Regions from separate parts of the Homo sapiens genome. Here regions 1 and 2 are each linked to region 3. A link is an interaction called in ENCODE POLR2A ChIA-PET data of the cell type or tissue named here. Cell type or tissue: HepG2. All regions are shown on one strand. Links, peaks and the distances in the headings refer to the core of each region. The heading gives the core; the rest is flanking DNA. Region 1 holds the start of LOC124900395 (small nucleolar RNA SNORA68). Region 2 overlaps LOC105371814 (a long non-coding RNA gene). Region 3 overlaps TTLL6 (tubulin tyrosine ligase like 6).

Region 1 (5,000 bases), core at 1-5,000, 83 kb after region 3:
CATGGAACGTTCCCTTTCCATCACTTAATTCAATCTCTGATGAAGTCCACACCAGTCATTCCCCCTGCACAGCCATCTTGCTCATATCCTTCTCAACAAAGTGGCTCCTAACCCTATCTGGAGGACTAGATAGCCATTCTGGCAGAACAGTGGCCCTAGTCACAAGGGAAAAAGGAACCCCTGTTTGCAAAGCAGCTGTATTTGCTAAGTAAGACACTTTGACAGGCTGAGCATGGCCTGTAATCCCAGCACTTTGGGAGGCCAAGGCGGGCAGATCACTTGAGGTCAGGAGTTCGAGGCCAGCCTGGCCAACATGGTGAAACCCCAGCTCTATTAAAAATACAATAATTCGCTGGGTGTGGTGGCAAGTGCTTGTAATCTCAGCTACTCAGGAAGCTGAGACAGGAGAATTGCTTGAACCTGGGAGGCTGAGGTTGCAGTGAGCCAAGATCACACCACTGCACTCCAGCCTGTGCAACAAAGTGAGACGCCATTTCTTAAAAAAAAAAAAAAAGGACACTGACAAAATGCCTTTTAAGGAAATGATATTTGGGGAGATATGCTGTCAGTAGTTTCGATAGGAACTCAGCATTGAGTTCCTACTGAGGAAACAGCAGAGAACATCTGTGAACATCTGTGGTTGGGTTCTCCTTCATGTTTCACCTCTTTCACATACCTCACATACCCCTGCATCCATCCTGCCCATCCTCTATTCCATTTGTCCTGTCATTTTTGACCCCGAGTTTTGACAACCCCAAACCTTGTCCCTCCATAAAGTAGACAGGCTAGTAGGTCATCATGGTGAAGAGCCCAGACTCTGGAACTAGACTGTCTGGTGGCAACTTTAGACAAGTCACTCAACCGCTCTTGGCTTTGGTTTCCCCATTTGTAAAATGGCATTGACAATTATAGTCTCTGCTACAGCTAGATGAGTTAAAATGGGTAGAGCATTTAGAGCAGCGCCTGACACACGCTGATTGTAAGCACTCAATACGTGTTCTTCCCTGCCACCTGATTAACAGCTTTGTGAAATTGGGCAGGTCACTCTGAAAGAGGGTATGATTATGATGTAGTGATTAAGAGCACTAGGTTTGACATCAGATGCCCTTGAATCTTGACTTTTTTTTTTTTCTGGAGACAGGCTCTCATTCTGTCACCTAGGCTGGAGTACAGTGGTGCAATCTCGGCTCACTGCAGCCTCAATCTCCCAGGCTTAAGTGATCCTCCCACCTTCAGCCTCCTGAGTAGCCAGGACTACAGGCATGCGTACACGACACTTGGTTCTGTTCTTGTCTCCTGTCCATTCCACCCCCGAGCCAGCAGTCCCAGGAGACAGCCTCTTCCTATTCAGTATCTCCCCCATGTAGGAGCTTAAGTAAATGAAATACCACCACCCCTCTCCCATCTTACCTTGAGATTAGGAAAGACTGTGGTTGAGGGCAGCCTGTGTTACTGAATGTTATCTTCGTGGGCTTGGCTCCAGAGCCCTCAGCAGGAAGAGGGACTGGACCTGCAGCCTCAGACTCAGCACTGGGACTTATAATGAACAGAGTCCTGAGCCCTCTGGTGGGGAGTATTGGGTTCCATTCTGCTTGCTCCTTGCAGGGCCTTTCCAAGAAGTCAAGGGCCCTTGACACTTTAAGGAGTGCCCACATCATGTCAAAAATATTAAAATGCACTGACATCCCACAGAATTTTTTTTTTCTTTTTGAGATGGAGTTTCGCTCTTGTCGCCCAGGCTGGAGTGCCACCACGCCTGGCTAATTTTTGTATTTTTATTAGAGATGGGGTTTCCCCATGTTGGTCAGTCTGGTCTCAAACTCCTGACCTCTGGTGATCCGCTCACCTCAGCCTCCCAAAGTGCTGGGATTACAGGCGTGAGCCACCATGCCCTGCCTGAAATGTGGTTTATACATAAACTATATATACAAACTGAGTTGAGTTGCAGTTGGTTGAGATTTTGTTTTGTAGCCATTTATTTCAATATTTATCCAATGCCATTTTGCAACTGTCTTTTTTATTTTGAAAACAATAACTTTTTTCCAGGTTTCAATAATAAGCCCTAGCTCCTAAGCCATTGTGTCTAAGGGATGGGCCAGCAGTCCCTCCAGTGCTTAGGCTGACTTGGTTGGATTCCCTGGTCCCAGAGCTTGTCAACTCCAGAGCCCATGTGAACCATGCCCACCCTATCTATCTATTCATCCACCCATCCATCCATCCGTTCGTTCATTCGTCCATCTGTCCATCCTTCCATCCATCTATCCACCCACCCATATCTATCTGAGCTGTCTATGGTAGAAAAAAAGCAACTTGGGCGGAGGCTAGAGAAGACAAGCATGGTGTGAGACTGCCCTCTAGAGATTGCTACAGGAAAGTGCAGGTGGGGAGCTCCCTCTTTCAGGATAAGATCAACCCCACCACTCGTTCACTCATTCACATTTATTGAGCGAGTACCTACCTATACCCGGCACCGTGTACTTACCTGTTCTGGGAACAAAAGACAAATACAAAGAGAAACACCACACGTCCCTGTTCTCCAGGAGGTCACCATGTTGTAGCAGTGACTGCAAACACATAAACAAATGATTACTGTTCTGTGCAATGACTACTGGAGTAGATGTGCACCAAGTTCTATGGGAGCACTGAAGGCAAGGAAATAAGTCTGGGGCAATAGGGGAGGTCATCACAGGGAAGGTGGCATTCAAGATGGGCCTTGAAGGATGTGTAGAAGTTTGCCATGTAGTGCTGGGGAGGAAAGGCATTCGGGGCAGAAGGAATGGCAGTGTAGAAATGCAGGCTTGTTGAGGGCCAGCAAGAGGTGTGGCAAAGCTGGAGCATGCATAGTACCGAACAGTCAAGACCCAGCTAGAGAGGCAGGTGGGACCAGATAGTGAAACTCCCACTCAAAAAACAGGAAGTGAGCCAGGTGTGGTGGTGCTCACCTGTACTCCCAGCTACTCGGGAGGCTGAGATGGAAGGACTGCTTGAGCTCAGGAGTTTGAGGCTGCAGTGAGCTATGATCACACCTGTGAATAGCCATTGCACTCCAACCTGGGCAACATAGTGAGACCCTGTCTCTTAAAAAAAAAAACAGAAAACAGGCCATGCCCAGTGGTTCATGCCTGTAATCCCAGCACTTTGGGAGGCCAAGGCAGGAGGATCACTTGAGGCCAGGAGTTCAAGACCAGCCTGGGCAACATAGCGAGACTGCATCTTTACAAAAAAAAAACAAACATTAGCAGGTCATGGTGGCATGAGCCTGTAGTCCCAGCTACTTGAGAGGCTGAGGTGTGAAGACCACTTGAACCCAGGACGTGAAGGCTGCAGTGAGCCATGATCGCACCACTGCACTCCAGCCTGGGTGAGAGAGAGAGAGAGACTCCGTCTCAAAAATAAAACAAAGCCGGGTGCGGTGGCTTATGCCAGCACTTGGGGAGGGTGAGGCGGGCAGATCACCTGAGGTCAGGAGTTTGATACCAGCCTGGCCAACATGACAAAACCCCATCTCTAATAAAAATCCAAAAAATAGGCCAGGCGCGGTGGCTCACGCCTGTAATCTCAGCACTTTGGGAGGCCGAGGCGGGTGGATCATGAGGTCAGGAGATCGAGACCATCCTGGCTAACACGATGAAACCCCGTCTCTACTAAAAAATACAAAAAAAATTAGCCAGGTGTGGTGGCGAGTACCTGTAATCCCAGCTACTGAGGAGGCTGAGGCAGGAGAATGGTGTGAACCCGGGAGGCAGAGCTTGCAGTGAGCCGAGATTGCGCCACTGCACTCCAGCCTGTGCCACAGAGCAAGACTCCATCTCAAAAAAAAAAATTAAAAAAAAAAAATAGCCCAGTGTGCTGATGGGCACCTGAAATACCAGCTACTCAGGATGCTGAGGCAGGAGAATAGCTTGAACCTGGGAGGCGAAGGTTGCAGTGAGCCGAGATCACATGCTATTATTGCACTCCAGCCTGGGCGACAGAGTGAGACTCCGTCTCAAAAAATAAAAACTAAAAAGCAAAAAATAAAATATATAAAACAAAAAAACAAAACAAAAGTAGGACATGTCGCACTTAAACTTAAGACTCTTTTTCTTGCAGCAGTGGTTTAAACAGAGGAACAAACAGGAAGATCTTGTCGCCTTTGAGGGGCTGTGGTTGGGCCCCTCAAAGTGACTTTGGAGGTTCTACGCCACTCATGGTCACCCAGTCCCCCAGTTAATCCCAAGTGGGAGCTCCCAAGCAATTGCTGTGCCTGACAGAATGTGCCAGGTACTTGATATGAGGTTTGTCAAATGCCCAGATCCCAGTGATTGCAGTCACCCTGCCCTCTCCCGTTTTCTGCAGACCGAGACGCGGGCACCCAGCACCGCACCTGGGCCCACTTCATCCAGATCATGAAGGTGGAGGAGACTGCAGCCAGCAAGTGCAACTGGCCAGCAGTCACACAGCTCCATGACTCCAAGGTTGAGTTCCTGCTGCCTCACTGGGTCCTCTGTGGCCAGCAACAAGCCACGTGTCACCACCAAGAGGCCCGACATCTTACAGGTGAAGGGCCCTCTCACCCTGGGTGTGACCAAATAAACTCCTCAAGAACACCAAACCAAACAAAACAGGACGTGATGCTCTGACCAGAACTCTGTGCCAAACAAGAGGGAGGCCTGACCCAGCCATTCAGAGAATCAGGCATATCCAGGACCAGGATCTCAGACACTGAGACACAGTACCTGCCTCTCAGGTGGTCTCAGCTGAAGACATTAGTGCTGAGATGATGAGGCCAGGGTGGGTGGGGAACTTTCAGGTGGGAGTACAGGTGAGACAAGGGAGCAGAGCATGCTAAGAGGAGCCAGGAGAGCTTCCAGAACACCTGTGGCTCTCCTATCTCCCTAACAATTCCTGCTTCACTCGAGTTTCCTTCCTGGACAGGAATCCTGTCTTCACCATCAACTGGCTGCGAGACCTTGAGAAAGTCACTTAATGATGCACTGGCTGGGTGAGGTGACTCACGC
Region 2 (5,711 bases), core at 1-5,000, 76 kb after region 3:
AACATTTATTGAGCACCCACAGTGTGCAGAGCTAGTATCAGACCAGGATTTGAAAAGTAAAAAGTTCTTCCCCTGAGGGATCTGCAAGATTAATGAAGTCTCTGCCCTCAGGGAGCTGGGAAACTGCTGGGGGAAAAAGTCTTCGGTTTCAGGGCTCTCCCAGTCAGATGGGGAAAGGAGAAAACCACCCAGAAAAGCAATGTAAAGATACTCACAGCACTACACTCTGACCAACTGAGCTAACCGGTTGGCAGCCCTAAGGACTCTTAAAAGATAAGGGAAGTCATCCTGCAAATTAAGGACTTGGCAGCTGTGGGACCTCAGTGTTAATTAAAGGTGTTTTGAAAGCCCAAGTTAAGGATGTTAGAGAAGTGTGCTTTGGAAGAGGCAGAGAGACAGAGATGGCAGACAGACACGGGGAATGTATTCTGAGGTTCTCTGCAAAGGCAGAAGGAGAAGCAGTACCAGAATGCGAAGGACTGGTAAGCAAAAATACTAGAACATAAAAAGAAATCAGTTTCTGTCCTGAAAGACACCACAACCTAGTTGAGCCACATTAACAAGCTTATTTGCGCTAACAAGGGGTAGGGTAAGGGTGGGGAAGGATTGTGTTATGAGGATATAGGAGTGGCTCAGAATCCCAGGTTGCAAGTCTCCCAGCACTGTACTCGGCCATAGTTCTTAAACCGCATGTGAATCTATAATTATCTCAAAGAGCATGTTGAGATGAGGGAATTGCAACCATGTGTGAGGTGAGGGTATAGTGTTCTAGTGTGTCATAGTGAGAGACAAGGCTCCATCCCGAGGCTGTAGGGGACAGTCCATTCTTTCAGTGGTTGTTGGTGTCCCTTGACTTGTGGCATCACTCCAAAACCTGCTTCCATGGCCACAGTGCCTCCTTCCTATGCCGCCGCCTCTCCTCAGTGTGTGTGCTCTGTGTGCCCTCTTATAAGGACATATGTCATTGGATTTAGGGCCCAGTTGGCTAATCCAGGATAAGTCTTTTCTTCAAGATCCTTAATCACCTTTTGTCATATAAGGCATTACTTGTTCAGTATGTAAAGGGTATGAGAAGCCTGTGCAATGTGGCAAGACTCCTATCTACAAAAAAAGAAAAAGCCAGGCTTGGTGGCATGTGTGGACATCTCTTTTTGGGTGGGAGGGCACCATTCAACCCACTACAGAAAGGTAGGGGCAGATAAATGATTACTAGGATTCTGACCCAGCCAATCAAGATAGAACACACAGAAGAAACAGCAGCCTTCAGGGCTTGAACTTCAGGGAGGGAAGTTCAAGTTTTAACTGAATTTGAGGGTCTTGTGAGGATACTCAGTAGGCAATGGGATAAATGTTTCAGCAAAGAGCTGGGTTGGAGCTGCAGGTTATTCCTGACATGAGTGGCATAGCTGAAACCAAGGGAGTGGACGAGCAAATCTGGAGAGAAAAGATAGGGCAGGCTGAGGACAGACCCTGAATAATGCTAACTTTAGGAGTCAGGCAGGGGACCAGAAGCCATCCATGAAGGGAAGAAAAACCAGGAGAAAATGGGAAGGCTGAAAGCCAAGCAAGGAAATAGTTTCAGAAAATGAGTTCAATAGTGTCAAATACTAGTAGGGTAGGACTGGAAAGAAACCTTTGATTTTAGGAACTTAATGTTGACAGGCAGATAAGCTTTTTTCTCTCTTTAAAAAAATTTATTCTCATTAAAGAACACTTGAAATGCATGAAGTACAAAAGTATAGTTACATCAACCAAACACAATTATTAGCATTTCCATCCATTTTTTAAAACATTGTTTTCAGTCAGGGTTTCACTCTGTCACCCAGGCTAGAGTGCAGTGACACGATACTTCACTGCAACCTTCACTTCCTGGGCTCAAGTGATCCTCCCACCTCAGCCTCGGAGTAGCTGGGACTGCAGGCATATACCACCACGACCCAGTACATCTAGTTGTTTCTATATATAGGTGAGCTTGTGAGTTTTTTTGGGTTTTGAGATGGTATCTCACTCTATCTCACCCAGGCAGGAGTGGTGTGATCATGGCTCACTGCAGCCTCGACCTCCTGGGCTCAAGCAGTCCTCCTCCCTCAGCCTCCTGAGTAACTGGGACTGCAGGCACATGCCATGACACCTGGCTAATTTTTTTTTAAAAATTTTTGTAGAGACAGGGTCTTGCTATGTGGCCCAAGCTGGGCTTGAACTGGCCTCAAGTGATCCTCCTGCCTTGGCTTCCCATAGTGCTGGAATTATAAGTGTGAGCCACCATGCCTGGCCTAGGTGAGTGTTCTTTTTTTTTTTTTTAACACAAACAGAACTAGGTGAGCCTTCAAGGAAAGAAAAAAGACTGTGTGCATGTGTGCGTGCATGCCCGTGAATGCCTGCCTTGATTTCCAACACACGCGTCCTCCTTTAAATCCTCCCTGAGCTGGAGACTGACTTGTGGGCCCTGGGAGAGTGTGTGGGAGTGTGGAGAGTGACCTTTGGACCTGGGTACTTTCCGGCCCCTCCTCCCATGGAAGTTGCTGCACTGATTTGGCCTGTGCAAACACCAGGCACTTTTCGCTGGGTCAATATTTCACATCCGTTGTCAGGGTCTAATCCATCTTCAACATCTGTTCCCTGGGATGTTGTGCACTGCTCTGCCACCTATGACCCCTCATGGTCTTTGTCCCCAGAAGAGGATCTCTACAAGGTCCCCAGGGCTTTCTCCAGCTTGAGGCTGCTCGGTTCTTCTCTTTTTTTCCTCTTTAAACCCTCTCACCTTTGCCTGAGCCAATAATCTCCCTCAAATTACAGGGAGAAGCCCCTTCTGTCTGGAAGCCTTCCCTGGCTCCAGAACACAGGGACGTGGTAGCTGCTGTTGTGTAGAATTCAGCAAACCTCACCTGCCAGTGGGTCCAGAACACGTTCTGACCCAGTGTCCTGCTTGCCACCTTGTACTTCCTGACTGCTGCTTCCTGCTGTGAGCCTGCTGGAGCCCTGGGGACACACATTTACTTGAATAACATCTCAAAATAGACTGGGAAGACAAAATGTACTACAAGGGGCCAGGCACCGTGGCTCATGCCTGTAATCCTAGCACTTTGAGGGGCTGAAGCAGGCGGATTGCCTGAACTCAGGAGTTCAAGACCAGCCTGGGCAACAGGGTGAAACCCCATCTCTACTAAAATACAAAAAATTAGCTGGGCGAGGTGGTGGGTGCCTGTAGTCCCAGCTACTCAGGTGGCTGAGGCAGGAGAATTGCTTGAACCAGGAGGTGGAGTTTGCAGTGAGCCAAGATCATGCCAAGGCACTCCAGCCTGGGCGACAGAGCAAGACTCCATCTCCAAAACAAACAAACAAACAAGAACCCAAAATATACTACAAGGTGTAACTAGAAATTGTTTTCAAGATTGGTGCTTTTGCACCATTGATTAGACGAGGCAACCAAGTGCATTTATTTTGATGCATGCCTGTCTTGTTCCTCTAATCAACTCCCAAGAACAGGGACAGACTGGGCATGGTGGCTCATGCCTGTAATCCCAGCACTTTGGGAGGCCGAGGCGGGCAGATCACCTGAGGTCAAGGGATCGAGACCAGCCTGACCAACATGGTGAAATCCCGTTTCTATTAAAAATACAAAAATTAGCTGGGCGTGGTCGTGGGTGCCTGTAATCCCAGCTACTTGGGAGGCTGAGGCACGAGAATCACTTGAACCCGGGAAGTGGAGGTTACAGTGAACCGAGATTGCACCACTGCGCTCCAGCCTGGGATACAGAGCAAGACTCGTCTAAAAAAAAAAAAGAAGAAGAAGAAGAACAGGGACAGATTTCTGTTCATTCTCCTCAGTGCAAATCTCTGGCCCCAGCTTTCCTCATCATTATTCAAACCCAACATATATTCGGCATTTACTATAAGCAAGTGCTGTTATTAAGCCCATTTATAGATGAGGGAGCCAAGGCTTAGCAAGGATAAAGACTTGAAGGCCGCACAGCTGCAGAAGGTCAGGCTGGACCAGGGTTTATGTTGTTAACACTAAATTGTTTGGAGAAACAGCAAACCCAGCTGTGGGGGAATGGGAGGGGTGGGTGTGGAGCCTGAGGCTAACTTCCTCCCACCCAGCCATTCTGTCCTCTCTGCAATAAAATTCATAGTCCAGGAAATTCCCTGCAAGTGACAATGACTCTTAAACTTTCCTGAAGATAAGAATTGCTGGGCCAGAGCCTCCTTCACTGCTTGCCATCCCTTCAGCTGATGGTCAGTAACTCTTTCTTTGCCAGTAGCCTGCCTGGCCTTCCAGTTTACCAGAGAGGCCCTGGTGATGAACCAGGCCCACCTCCCATCTTCCGGAACCCATCCCTGCCACCTCACCCAACCCCACCCTCCTTCCCTCTTTCACTCTGGGAGTTTTTGCAGTTCATCTGCTCAGCCAAAGAGAAGTAACTGCTAATGTTAAGCCGAAATTTGGGTCAGGCCAGGAGGCACCTTTAAAATAAAAAATTTACTCGGGTACAGGAAACAGCTATAAATGATCTTGGAAATGCAGGCACTCCATCTGGTTACACACTCCAGGCAATGCCCAACAGAGCATCTGAAGGGGCCTTGCTTATCAACTGTCATGGATTCAGGAAGCCAAACAGACCTGCCTGTTACCAAGGTGTCTCCTGCAGGCCCCTGCCTCCAGAAATGACCACCCCTGAGATGAAAACTTCTCTTGGGAAGAAACTGAGAAGGAGCTTTTAACAATTTGCTCAGGGCTTCCCACTCTTTGTTGCTGGGACATTCTTTCTGTAGCCAGCTTCAGTCCCTGTTAACACATAGTGAACAACAGTATTATTTTTGTTGTGTTCCACATCTGCCGTGTATAATCTCCTTTTATTTTTTTCTGAGTTAACTTTGTTTTCTTTTTTCTTTGTTTTTTTTTTTTGTTTGTTTGTTTTTCTGCTGACTACCTACTTATCTGTCATAACTTTGTTTTTATTGTGGTAAGAACACAATGTGAGATCTAGCTTCTTTTTTTTTTTTTCATTTTAAACAAGAAGTTTATTTAAACAACAAGACGCTTGACTTGAAGGGAAAACTATGTAGGATTCTTTTTTGTTTTAGAGTAATTTATCCTTACTTAAAGACAGATTACCCTACATGTAACAGCTACGTACAAAAAAGTTATAAAATTGTCCTTGGTTTTACAATGATAAATGAAAAACATTAAAATTCTCCAATTGAACAAGGTATGCAAGGATTTTTATGTTGTTGTTGTTGTTTTGTTGTTGTTGTTAAAACAGTGAGAGCAAAATAACTTACTGGAATATAAAGATAGGAGCTGAATGAGCATGCCACTAATGGAGAAAGGGGGTATTTTCACAGAATCAGTATTTTTCCCCATCCCGTCTCCCCTTGATGTCAGTCAAAACATACCATTGGCTGTTTAGTTAAAAAAAAAAAATGCAATATGCTTGTGCACATATACCAGTTACTTTACGTACAATAAAGGAATGGGGAAGGGGGAAATGAAAGAACAGAGAAAACTATACGGTAGTAGTCAGGATGTGGTGGAACCAAATTGCAGTTTTCTAATTGAGAATGTAATCTTGGTCTTTAAAGAACAGAGTTCTGGAGTAAAGAAGCAGGTTCCCTTTTCAGTAGACACCTCCCGTCTGCTGTTGGAACACATCAATTGTATCTTCATCCTCCATTTCCAACTGTGCAGGTGTGTCTGTTTCATTGACTGG
Region 3 (6,174 bases), core at 1-5,000:
CCTCAAGGAGCAAAGTACAACTAGGGACAAAAGACAAATGTGCACTGGGCAAAGAATAGTTATGGGCGATGGCTGATGTTGACCATGAGGGTTGTAAAAATACAAAAAATTGGCCAAGCATGGTGGTGGGCGCCTGTAATCCCAGCTACTTGAGAGGCTGAGGCAAGAGAATCGCTTGAATCCGGGAGTCGAAACTTTTGCAGTGAGCCGGGATCGCGCCATTGCACTCCAGTCTGGGGTGACAAGAGCAAGATTCCGTCTCAAGAAAAAAAAAAAAAAAGACAGTGCCCTGTCCATGAAGTGGATGGCACGGGCAGCATGGCTTAGTGGGTAAGGGCACCAACTCGGGGGTCAGGCAGCCCTGGTTTCAATCCCAGCTTCCTAGCTGTGCGACCCAGGTAAGTTACTTAACTTTTTCACACCTCAGTTTCCTAATATGCAGAATAGGGATGATGATAATGCTGACTTCATAGTGTTGTTGTGAGGAGGATTAAGTGGGTTCAAGTATGTAAATTATCACTAGGAAAAGAAATGTCCAAGCTCTCCACCCCTGGAGATGAGAAGGTAGAGATGGGGAAGTTGGGCAGGGAGACCAATTTGGAGTGCTGCGGTGGAGGCAAGGAGAGAGAATACACCCATTCTGGGAAATGCTGAGTTGAAGACGTCCAGGTGGAACTGAGGAGAGATGGACCTGGAGCCCAAGGGAGACAGGCTGAGCCCAGCAAGGGCAGGCGGAGGCCACGGGGGCACACGGCTGCTCCAGGAGAGAGTGGATGGAGAAGTACAGTGGGGTGAGAGGGAGATGAACAGAGGAAGAGGACAGGGGAAATGGAAGAGGCAGAACAACACTTGAAGCCTTGCAACCTCACCTTAGTTCTGCTACCCCGAGACACCCCTCCATCACAGCCGAGGGCCCAGGGCCTGCTGTTGGGGTGCCAATTCTCATTGGAGGAGGAAAATGAGAACCTTTCCATTCTGTGCCCTTAGACTAAGGAAAAATGACAGTAACCACGCACACTGTCTGTGTTGCCATCACAAGTCATTTGAACCTCACAGAGACCCTGTGAGGTGGCAGGGCAGGGCAGGGAGTCTCATCACGTTCATCCTCCAGACCAAGAAGTGCAGGCTCAGAGAGATGAAGTAACTTGTCCAAGCCTAGTTGGCAAGTGTCGGAGCCGGGACTACAAACTAGACCTCCCAGAGTGCCACGCTCAGAACGCAGCAATGCAAGAGGCCCAGCTGATGCCCACAGCCCAGGTGGGGAGGAGAGGAGGAAGTCGCAGAGCTTCAGGCAGCACAGGTGGCTGACATCTTCTGGAAAAGGGGGAGACTGCCTCCCACCAGCCTTCCACATCCCCTTTAAGCAGCCTTAACTTAGCGATTTTCTGTGTGCTTTTTGGAATGCTGCCACTGAGGGGGTCATGAACTGTCACATGCCTCTCTGATGGTCTGAAGCCAAACTAATTGCCTGTTCAGAGGTCCTTTGAAGCCTGGTGCAGCGGAAAGAGAATGAGCTCTGGGGTCTAACAGACCTCGCTTCTCCACCCAGTCTAGCAGTCACAGCTGCGGGACCTGGGGCAACTCACGCAACCTCTGAGACTCAGTTTCCTCATCTGTAAGATGGAGATGGCACCTAACTCACAGTTCTCCACCTACAGAGGGCAGATAGTAATGCCTTTGCCATAGTGTTGCTGTGAAAAATTCAAGAATAGGCCGGGCGCGGTGGCTCACGCCTGTAATCCCAGCACTTTGGGAGGCTGAGGTGGGAAGATCACGAGGTGAAGAGATCATGACCATCCTGGCCAATATGCTGAAACCCTGTCTCTACTAAAAATACAAAACTTAGCGGAGTGTGGTGGCACATGCCTATAGTCTCAGCTACTTGGGAGGCTGAGGCAGGAGAATTGCTTTAACCCGGGAGGCAGAGGTTGCAGTGAGCCAAGATCGCACCACTGCACTCCAGCCTGGCGACAGAGCAAGACTCAGTCTCAAAAGAAAAAAAAAAAAAAGAAAAGAAAAGAAAAATTCAGCAATAAAAAATGCACAGAAAGCACCAAGCACAGACCCCAACACACATGAAGCCTCAGAAATACTTGCTCCTTTTCCCTTTCCTCCTTCACCTGGTCAAGTTCACATTCTTCAGTCCCCCGTTTTCTTAAAACTCAAATGAGACCCGATTAGACAATAACAGGAATGGAAAAGCCTCTCGTGAAGATACTCTCATGAACTGCTCTCAATTTCCCCCCTTCTGAGGAATCTTCAAGCCGGCTAGCCACATGTCAGGGCACTGTGACACATCATTTGAGAATCTCTAATGGAGCAACGTCCAGGGGAACATGGGCCAAGCAATGACTGCCTGGCAAGTCCTTCTCACGTGGCAGACTAGCGATCAATAAATATCTGTTGATTTGGAAATATCAGAAGGGCCAACTGTAATAAGGGTATGTTTTGGTGTGTGTATATATTCTGCTGGGGAAACAGCTCATGTTTATCTCTCCTCCTCCCAGCCTCCCAGGGTTTACGATGGGGCCTTCTTTTAATGATTAACAGCCAAGAGGGCAGAGATGAAGGAATTTGTTCTGGGTTGCGAGGCAAAGGAGTATATTCTCAGACCATGTGACCCAAGATGGAAACACTGATGGGGACTAACAGGGTTTGGGTAGAATCCCAGAAAGCAGTTCTGAGGTTGGTAGGGAAAGGAAAGAAAAATGAAGCCTCTTCCTTACCTCTTACTGCCAGAGTGTGCATCTCGACTGAAATTTGAACTGTGCTTATTAATGGAATAATTAGTCAGGTGCATGCAGATATCATCCTGGGGAAAAAGACACACATCTGTCGGGTCAGCTCGGAAGGGCAGGCCCCCTGCTTCCTCTCTGTGCCCTCCCATGGCCCCTGGGGCTTGAAGGGATGGAAAGAAAGGGAAGTTTTAGGGCTTATTTAGTGTGGCAAAATACAGGAAGTAAGAAGGGGTGTCCTGCAGCCTCGAGCCTAAGAAACTCCAATTCTGCTGGGCGTGGTGGCTCATGCCTGTAATCCCAGCACTCTGGGAGGCTGAGGCAGGCAGATCACGAGGTCAGGAGTTCAAGACCAGCCTGACCAACATGGTGAAATCCCATCTCTACTGAAAATACAAAAATTAGCCGGGGATGTGGTGCACACCTGTAATCCCAGCTACTTAGGAGGCTAAGGTAAGAGACTCGCTTGAACCCAGGAGGCAGAGGTTGCAATGAGCCGAGATCATGCCACTGCACTCCAGCCTAGGCGACAAAGCGAGACTCCATCTCAAAAAAAAAAAAAAGAAACTCCAGTTCTTTCTGAGATTGGGTGGTGCCCAGCCTGAGAAAAACTTCAGGAGTCCTGGGGGTCCAGGAAAGGTGGGGATGGCAGGGTTGCTCATCCACGGCCTTTTCTCCTTGATTACCCCTGAACTGTGGTTCTGGCTTTGGAGTCAGGCAGACCTGGCCACAAGCCCCAGACTCACCTCTTCCTAGCTGTGTGACCTTGGACAAGTCCCTTATGCTCTGGGTTTTAATCTCGTCATCTGTAAAATGGGGATAATAATCCCTCTCTCTGAGGGATCCTGGCAGCGCTAAATGAAACCCGGCACATAGCAAGTGCTCAACAAATGACACTCACAATGTCTTGAGGATGTGGATTTAACTAGAATTTTTTTTTTTTTAATCACGCTATGGGGGTAGGGTGAGGTAGTGTGTCTCCTTAGCTCACCAGGTTGTCTGTGCAAGGGCGGGAGTAAGAGGTCGTCGCAAAGCGGGCCAGTCCTTCATTGTACACAAAAATCCTGAGAGGGTCACAGGATGTCACCAGTACATAAATCCGTAGGTCAAACTTAAACCCATCAATGATAAAGGGCTGGAAGGAGAGAACAGAAGTCAGACATGCATTAGAGGAGAAATTTACACTTGAAAATCACTAGCTCCCGCCTTGTTTCCATGGAGTTGGCTCCAACATTGCCTAGTGTTGTGGAGGGCAGGCTTGTCCAGGGTCAGAGAGAGGAACAAGGAGACTTGGGCTCTGTGTCCCAACATGTGACCCTGTGGAGGTCACTAAACCACACTGTGCCTTGGTTTCCTGATCTGTCAAGTGACACAAGTAACCACCTCTAAGAGGCACCTTGGCAACTAAACAAAGTAACATTAAAAAGTCCTCTGAAGCCAGGCGTGGTGGCTCATGCCTGTAACTCTAGCACTTTGGGAGTCTGAGGCGGATGGATGATCTGAGGTCAGGAGTTCGAGACCAGCCTGGCCAACATGGCAAAACCCCGTCTGTACTAAAAATACAAAAATTTGCCAGGCGCGGTGGTGGGCCCCTGTAATCCCAGCTACTCAGGAGGCTGAGGCAGGAGAATCACTTGAGCCCCGGGGGGCAGAAATTGCAGCAAGCCAAGTTCACGCCACTTCACTCCAGCCTGGGCGAAAGAGCAAAACTCCATCTCAAAAAAAAAAAAAAAAAAAAAAAGTCCTCTGATGGGCCAGGTGCAGTGGTTTATGTCTATAATCCCAATACTTTGGGAGGCCGAAGAGGGAGGATTGCTTGACCTCAGGAGTTCAAGACCAGCCTGGGCAACAAAGTGAGACCTTTTCTCTACTAAAATTCAAAAAAAGAATTAGCCAAGTGTGGTGGTGTATGCCTGAAGTCTTAGCTACTCAGGAGGCTGAGGTGGAAGGATTGCTCAAGCCTAGGAGGTCGAGGCTGCAGTGAACCCTGATCACACCGCTGCACTCCAGCCTGGGTGACAGAGTGAGACCCTGTCTCAAAAAAAATAAATAGATAAAAATTCTTTGATAGGCCAGGTGCAGTGGCTCACACTGGGAATCCCAGCACATTGTGAGGCCGAGGCAGGAGGATCTGTTGAGGCTAGGGGTTTAAGACCAGCCTCAGCAACATAGAGACTCTACCTCTACAAAGAAATTTTTTTTTAATAAAAAATTAGTCTGGGCACAAGGGTTCACACCTGTAATCCCAGCACTTTTGGAGGCCAAGTCAGGCAGATCACTTGAGGTCAGGAGTTTGAGGCCAGCTTGGTTAACATAGTGAAACCCCGTCTCTACTAAAAATACAAAAATTAGCCGGGTGTGCTGGTGGGTGCCTGTAATCCCAGCTACTTGGGAGGCTAAGGCAGGAGAATCACTTGAACCTGAGAGGCAGAGATTGCAGTGAGCCGAGATTGCACCACTGCACTCCAGCCTGAGCAACAGAGTGAGGCTCTGTCTCAAAAAAAATAACAATTACAAATTAGCCAGATGTGGTGGCATGTGCCTGTAATCCTAGCTCTACTGGGGAGGCTGAGGTGGGAGGATTGCATGAACTCACGAGTTTGAGGTTGCAATGAGCTATGATTGTGCCACTGCGCTCCAGCCAGAGTGACAGAGCAAGACCCTATCTCTAAAGAAATAAAAATAAAATAAAGTATTTTGATGAATGGACATATTGTCACCATTCGGGACTACATATTGTTGCAGTTCTTTTTTTTTTTTTTTTTTTTTGAGACAGGGTCTCCAGGGTCTCACCCTGTTGCCCAGGCTGGAATGCAGTGGCACAATCTTGGCTCATTGCAACCTCCACTTCCCGGGCTCAAGCAATTCTCCAGCCTCAGCCTCTAGAGTAGCTGGGACTACAGGCATGTGCCACCACGCCTGGCTAATTTTTGTAGAGAAAGGGTTTCGTCATGTTTCCCAGGCTGGTCTGAAACTCCTGAGCTCAAAGCAATCCACCCACCTCGGCCTCCCAAAATGCTGGGATTATAGGCGTGAGCCACTTTGCCCAGCCAATGCATAGTTGCAGTTCTACAAGAGTTCTCCCTGCAATGTTGTCCCCTGGCCATTTCTTCCCAGAGAGATCAGTGTGTCCCCCTCTGTCCACACTCCTAGAGGGCTCCCTCCCCACAGTGGGCTGTGACCTATGACCTCAAGTCAAAGAGAAAAGCTGATTGCTCTCCAGCATCATGCCCCTTTCCCACATGAGGGCTTCCCCAAACCAAAGGTGCTCTCCTAGCCCTAATGTGTTACAGGAAAAGGGCCAGCCTGGCAGGGCCAGACCAATTGACAAGGGTAAAAGGATAACAGACACTCTGGCCCGGGCACGTGTCAGCACCCCGGTCAGAACGTTTGGTCTGACAAAGTGCAAGGCAGAAGCCAGGTCAGCTCCACCTCCACC

What was found. Peaks named below come from ENCODE experiments on the same cell type or tissue, not always from the same donor. Only the 100,000 strongest peaks of a DNase experiment are listed, where the experiment ranks them.
Region 1: POLR2A ChIA-PET joins it to region 3 with 10 read pairs; 20 of 35 experiments call an interaction of 5 or more read pairs at or near these places.
Region 2: POLR2A ChIA-PET joins it to region 3 with 13 read pairs; 20 of 35 experiments call an interaction of 5 or more read pairs at or near these places.

Annotation. Positions count from the first base shown.
Region 1 is chr17:48,876,782-48,881,781 of GRCh38, forward strand. LOC105371814 (a long non-coding RNA gene) reads right to left here. Exons shown (of 4, transcript NR_135674.1): 3 at 2,483-2,564. LOC124900395 (small nucleolar RNA SNORA68) reads left to right here and starts at 4,059; the gene lies at 4,059-4,186. RefSeq lists an enhancer at 2,311-2,410. In HepG2, for the core only: CTCF peaks have their summits at 1,562 (motif pointing left) and 2,351 (motif pointing left); DNase peaks (open chromatin) are centred at 1,540 and 2,350; H3K27me3 peaks cover 859 bases.
Region 2 is chr17:48,869,287-48,874,997 of GRCh38, forward strand. LOC105371814 (a long non-coding RNA gene) reads right to left here. Exons shown (of 4, transcript NR_135674.1): 4 at 5,574-5,711. It also overlaps the pseudogene SUMO2P17. Among named protein-coding and RNA genes, the nearest start is that of ATP5MC1, 21 kb to the right of the region's middle. In HepG2, for the core only: no CTCF peak of the experiment used is centred there; a DNase peak (open chromatin) is centred at 2,565; H3K4me3 peaks cover 477 bases.
Region 3 is chr17:48,793,335-48,799,508 of GRCh38, forward strand. TTLL6 (tubulin tyrosine ligase like 6) reads right to left here. Exons shown (of 16, transcript NM_001130918.3): 7 at 3,727-3,870; 8 at 2,727-2,812. Among named protein-coding and RNA genes, the nearest start is that of TTLL6, 21 kb to the right of the region's middle. In HepG2, for the core only: no CTCF peak of the experiment used is centred there; DNase peaks (open chromatin) are centred at 1,457 and 2,467.